Regions from separate parts of the Homo sapiens genome. Here region 2 is linked to region 1. The links are chromatin loops, found by intact Hi-C in ENCODE. Cell type or tissue: heart left ventricle. All regions are shown on one strand. Each heading gives the region's core, and the rest is flanking DNA. Links, peaks and the distances in the headings are about the cores only.

Region 1 (2,924 bases), core at 316-2,815:
TTTCCCTTCCCTAGCCTGTTCTCTGTCCCAGAGGCTGGTGGGTCCAAACTCTATGCAAAGGCTCATGGGCCCCTGGCTTCCTGCTAACAGGAGCCTCAGGGGAGATTTAGGCCAAGAGGAACCTGAGGTCACAGTGTACATTTCCCTGGTTCCTTCCTGTAAGGGAACCTCAAGCTTACCGTCTCTCAAAAGAAAAGCACTGCTCCAAGACAGCTGACTTGACTGGGGTCTCTCCTTCCAAGTTCTAGTAACCTCTCCCTTCCTTGATCTCTTTGGGCCTAAGTGTGGTGAGGGTAAGAAAAGCAACAGCTCCAGGATCCTGCCATACAGATGATGGGGGACCCTTCCTTATTATTACACATGCCCACACCCCACCCAAAAGGTTTACCACCTAAGCATGAAATCCTAAGCACTGTATTTTCATTTCATCTGCTTTTTGAAATTTATACAAATGGAATCATATGATATGAATTCCTTCATGTCTGGCTTTTTCAACTTAACACTAGATTCATGAGATTCATCCATGTTGTTCTATCTGCCCTGTGTATCATCAATTGTGATTGTGACTTGCACTCCACTCTATGCCTACACCACAAGTGACTTATTCATGCTATAGTTGAACATTCAGGTTGTTCCTAATTTGGAGTTGTTGTAAATAATGTTACCGTGAACATTCTTGTCCATGTCTCCTGGTACGCAGCATGTGTTTTTACTGGTTATAGACCTAGGAGTGGACTCTGAGTCATGGAGTGTTGGTATCTTCATTTTAATACTTAAACTGTTTTCCATATTTAAACTCCCACCAGCAATGTTCCTTGTTACTCGATACCCTCATCACTCAACATCCTTGCCAGCACTTTGCACTGTCCGTCTTTTTCATCGTAGGCATTCTGGCGAATGGATAATACCCTGCTGTGGTTTTAATTTTCATTTTCCCAATTATTAATAAAAAGTTGAGCAGATTTACATGTTGCTGACCATTTGGATCTACTCATTCTTAAGTGCTTGTTCAAGTCTTTTGGCCATGGAATGGCAGAGATCCCAGACACCACAATTACATGTACGAGCTGCCAGGATCCAGCTATAAAACCTTTCCTTGAGAATATCAACTCATTAGCAAGAAACAGGGAGATAAAAAGATGGTCTATTCCCTCAGGAGATTGTTTGCTATAAGTCAAATTACCATTTATGATGATTCTCTATTAAGTAGGGCCAACTTCAACAAAAATTACTAAAACGAAGTATAATATTATAATGCAAAATACAGAAAGAACATACAATCTGAGAGTCATGAGTAAATATTTCTGGGTCACACCATGTAAACTACATACTTTGCAGTCAGCATGAAGGTTAAGTTAGCTCAAGCATGTGAGGCTCTCAGAATCATGCCTGACAGTCACCTCTGATTACCTTTCATAATTTAGTTAAGAATAATGGCAGATATAATAAAAAATCCTAAGTAACTTGTCTTAAACCAACAACCCTCAACCTTATAGATACATGTTTACTTTTACTATACAAATGGCTGTGTACTAAAATCCTCAACCACACACACTATTATATAGGTTTATGTTTAAATAACCTGATAACACATCTCTTGTTCCTTTACCTTCCACAAGTCCTTTTTTTTTTTTTTTTTTTTTTTTTTTTTTGAGAGGGAGTTCTGCTCTGTTGCCCAGGCTGGAGTTCAGCCTCAGCTCACTGCATTCTTGGCTCACTGCAACCTCCATCTCCCGGGTTCAAGCGATTCTCCTGCCTCAGCCTCCTGAGTAGCTGGGATTATAGGCACGCACCACCATGCCCAGCTAATTTTTGTATTTTTAGTAGAGACAGGGTTTTGCCATGTTGGCCAGGCTAGTCTCGAACTCCTGACCTCAGGTGATCCACCCGCCTCAGCCTCCCAAAGTGCTGGGATTACAGGCATGAGCCACCGTGCCCAGCCCTCCTCTTTCTTCTGAAATGCACTTCCTCATATTACTAGGTGTTAACTATACAGTGGTTCCCCCTTATTCTCAGAGGATACATTCCAAGACCCCCAGTGGATGCCTGAAACTGCAGATAGTACCAAACCCTATACTTACTATTTTTTTCCTGTACATACATACCTATGATAAAGTTTAACTTATACATTAGGCTCAGTACCTTTGTGTTTTGGGACCATTATTAATTAAATAAGGGTTACTGGAACACAAGCACTGTGACACTGTGACAGTAAACCTGATCACCAAGGTGGCTATGAAAGTGACTAATGAGTGGGAATGTCTACAGTGTGGAGACACTGGGCAAAGGGAGGACTCATGTCCTGGGGAGGAAGGAGCGGGACAGTGAGAGATTTCATCCTGCTGCTCAGAATGGCATGCAACAGAAAACTTATGAATTGTTTATTTCTGGAATTTTTCCATTTAATATTTTCAGACCATATTTGACTGAAGGTAACTGAAGGTAACTGAAGCCTCAGACAGCAAAATTGCGGATAAGGGGACTACTGTATACCCATCTCCATTTGCACCTCTGGTAACTGTGAGATCAGAATGTGCAGCAGAAGGCTGTGTGCCTCACAATAACCATGGAGTTCTGCTCAATCTGCTGCCTTGGCGACTCTGGATCTCTCTTCCAATAGTAAAATGTCACACTGCAAACTCTGGGCCTGGGGTCCCATGGGACTTCAGTGGTTCCAGGACTGATTTCACTGCCATCACTTATATATGGTTAGATATGGATTCAACTTGTTTGCTGTGAGGTTAAGTGTCTGAATGTCTACATGTCTATACATCTTTAAAACTACACACAAAAATTGCTAAAGACAAGAAATTTGGGAATATTAAATTTACAATACAATTTAGGAAACCAAACAGAAAGGAGGTATACTAACTGGGTTAGAAGATTATAGCTGTAAATTGTTGGGACTTAAGAAAAACCACACA
Region 2 (2,924 bases), core at 258-2,757, 70 kb after region 1:
CTTGAGCCCAGGAATTCAAAGCTGCAGTGAGCCATAATCACACCACTGCACTCCAACCTGGGCATAGAGTGAGACCCCCTTCTCTAAGAAAAAGATAAAAAAGAAAGAAAGTGGGTCTGGAATCTTTGAAAAGAGTAGTTAAATCTTTTCAATGATCCAGTAGTTTTCACTTTGGATGTTTACTCAGCAGGGAGTAGTTTGGAAATTCATAGGGTATTTTTGGTTGTCGACAATGAATTGGGAGATATCACATGAGGTCCAATAGTGGCAGACAATGCTGCACAAAAACCAGATTGTTCTCGATTCTAACCACCTTTGACTATCTTGCCACATGCTTATTATGTGGGTGAAAAGCCTGTTTGTATTCTTTCAGGTCTGGAGCCTATTCCATTTTACATGTTGCTCTGGTCTGAATGCTTGTGTCCCTCAGAATGCATATGTTGAAAGGGAACCCACAGTACAGTGGTGCTGGTAGGTGGGTCATCTGGAAGGTGATTAGGTCATGAGGACAGAGCTCTCATGAACAGGATCAGTGCCCTTATAAAAGAGGCCTGAGGGCACTTGTTCTGCGCTCCCACCATGTGAAGGCACAGCTGGAAACAGAGCCAGCCCTCACCAGACACCGACTTTGCTGGTGCCTTGATCTTGGACTTCCCAGCCTCCAGAACTGTGGGATATATACATATATATATTTAGACAGGGTCTCGCTCCGTCACCTAGGCTGGAATGCAGGGGCATGATCATGGTTCACTGCAGCCCGACCTGCTGGGCTCAAGCAATCCTCATGCCTCAGCCTCCCAAGTAGCTGGGACTACAGGGTGCATGCTCCCACACCTAGCTAATTATCTTATTTGTTGTAGAGACAGGGTCTCACTATTTTGCCCACGCTGGTCTCAAACTCCTGAGCTTAGTGATCCTCCTGCTGAGGCCCCCCAGAGTGCTGGGATTAAAGGCTGGGACTACAGGCGTGAGTCACCGTGCCCAGCTTTGCCCTCCTTTAAAATGGGAGCTGTGTTATTTATTATAGTATTTCCAGCTGCATATTTGGGTGAAAAGGATTTCAGTGCAGTGGAACAATTACTGCAAAGTAACAAAATGTAACAGAACATTTGAGACACTTTAAAAGAATTAGAACTTCATTAAACTTCATCACTCAGATTCTTAAAAATATTTCATATTATTGCCATCTGTTTCAATTTGGGTCTCTCCAAAAGCAGACTCTGAGACAAAAGTTTCAGATACAAGTAGGAGATTCTCCTGGGGGTTATAAGCCCCTGGGCACTTTCAGCCTGCTCTATGCATGGGCCAAGCACACCCCTGTATCCAGAGAAAGCCCTCAGGCAGAGAGACATGGGTGCTTATATGAGAATTGCCACTGAAGTGCTAGGTACTACTTCCAGGGTGGGCAAAGAGAATGCAGTTGGGACACCAGTAGCATCTCCTACAGGTGAAAAGAAGGCAGTAAGCCTGAATTTCCTAATCTCCCTATTCTCCTACCTCTAGTCCCAGGCAAGACATTTTTGTTACCATGTAAACATCAGAGTGTATTTACACAAACCTGGAGGGTGTAGCCTACCACACACCTAGGCTATATGATATAACCCATTGCTTCCAGGCCATAAACCTGTACAACATGGGCCTGTACTGAATGCTGTAGGCAATTGTAACACAATGGTAAGTATGTGTGTATCTAAACACAGAAAAGGTGCAGTAAAAATATGATATAAAAGATTAAAAATGGTCCACCTGCAGAGGGCAGGTGCCTTGCTATGTTTTGTTGAATCTGTTTTTGAATCTGCTTTCTACATTGGGGAAATAGCCCATCACCGTCCATCACCATGGATGGAGCTTGCAGGACTGGAAGTTGCTCTGGGTGAGTAGGCGAGTGATTGGTGAGTGAATGTGAAGGCTTAGGATGTTACTGTGCAGAAGTGTAGACTTTACAAACACTGGACACTTAGCCTGGCTGCCCTCCCCCTCCGCCACGCTCTGTGGTTTGCTGACACGCCTGTCACCGGGTGTGTGACCGGTTGCACCTTTCCCAGGTTGTGGGTGCAGCCTCAGCTTTTACAGAGGCTCCTTCTAGTGGAAAGAAGGAAATGAGGCTGCCTAATCTCCTTATCCTCTTACCCCTGGACCCCACCCTTCTCCTTCCCCTCTACCCCTCCCCCTAGCATGGCCAAGGGATTGCCAAAAGTGTTGTAAGACAAATTATGTTCCAGGAGAGTCTCAGAAAGTCTGCTGGCAGAGTCTGCCCTATATTGCTACAATGATATCATCTATTTGTAGAAGCTGGGGTTGGTTAAGATGTTAAAGTGAGATCATTGCGCTGATCTGCCAAATGTTTATATCCTTCTGCCTGCTAGGGATGGAGTATTTGTTTAGAAGGGAATTTATTCAGTAATGAGTACCCCCACCAGTGTCCAAAAAGACACAACATAATAACCTCTTGGGTTTTCTGAGCCAGCAGGTTTAGGAGGGTTTGCCCTGTGCAAACACAACAGGGAGACAGAGTGAGACTCAGGTGGACCCTGCACGAGGAAACTTGACTCCAAGGAGGGAGGAATGTGCCCAGGAATGGTGGAATCCTGACACTAATTTTAAATAGTTCTGATGTCCACGTGTCCATCTGGGTGGGTTTCCTTTAATAAACCACTCCCTTTGTGCGCCATCCATTCTTCCAACTAAAACCTGCCCACTGTTGGGTGCAGCCCTGATCCCTGGTACAGAGGATCTTCAGTTTTAGTCCCTTGCAGCTGCTCTGTGCAATGGCCTTAACCAAATCTGCTCCATCAGCCACAAAACCAAAACATCTGCTCAATATCCTCTTGATTCCTTTATTCATCTATTTGAAGTGAATTTTGCAAACACCTTTCAGCCTTTTCTACTCCAGACTAAATATTTCTGTAACTTTCCAACCCTTT

What was found. Peaks named below come from ENCODE experiments on the same cell type or tissue, not always from the same donor. Only the 100,000 strongest peaks of a DNase experiment are listed, where the experiment ranks them.
Region 2: a loop joins it to region 1, with 2.9 times the contacts of the local background. A loop is called at or near these places in 42 of 110 quality-filtered maps.

What each region holds. Positions count from the first base shown.
Region 1 is chr13:99,261,439-99,264,362 of GRCh38, reverse strand. The region is part of intron 4 of UBAC2 (UBA domain containing 2); the gene reads right to left. LOC124903198 (a long non-coding RNA gene) reads left to right here and starts at 2,659. Exons shown (of 3, transcript XR_007063846.1): 1 at 2,659-2,740. RefSeq lists a silencer at 1,842-2,064. In heart left ventricle, for the core only: no CTCF peak of the experiment used is centred there; no DNase peak of the experiment used is centred there.
Region 2 is chr13:99,191,350-99,194,273 of GRCh38, reverse strand. No RefSeq gene overlaps it. Among named protein-coding and RNA genes, the nearest start is that of UBAC2-AS1, 7.9 kb to the left of the region's middle. In heart left ventricle, for the core only: no CTCF peak of the experiment used is centred there; no DNase peak of the experiment used is centred there.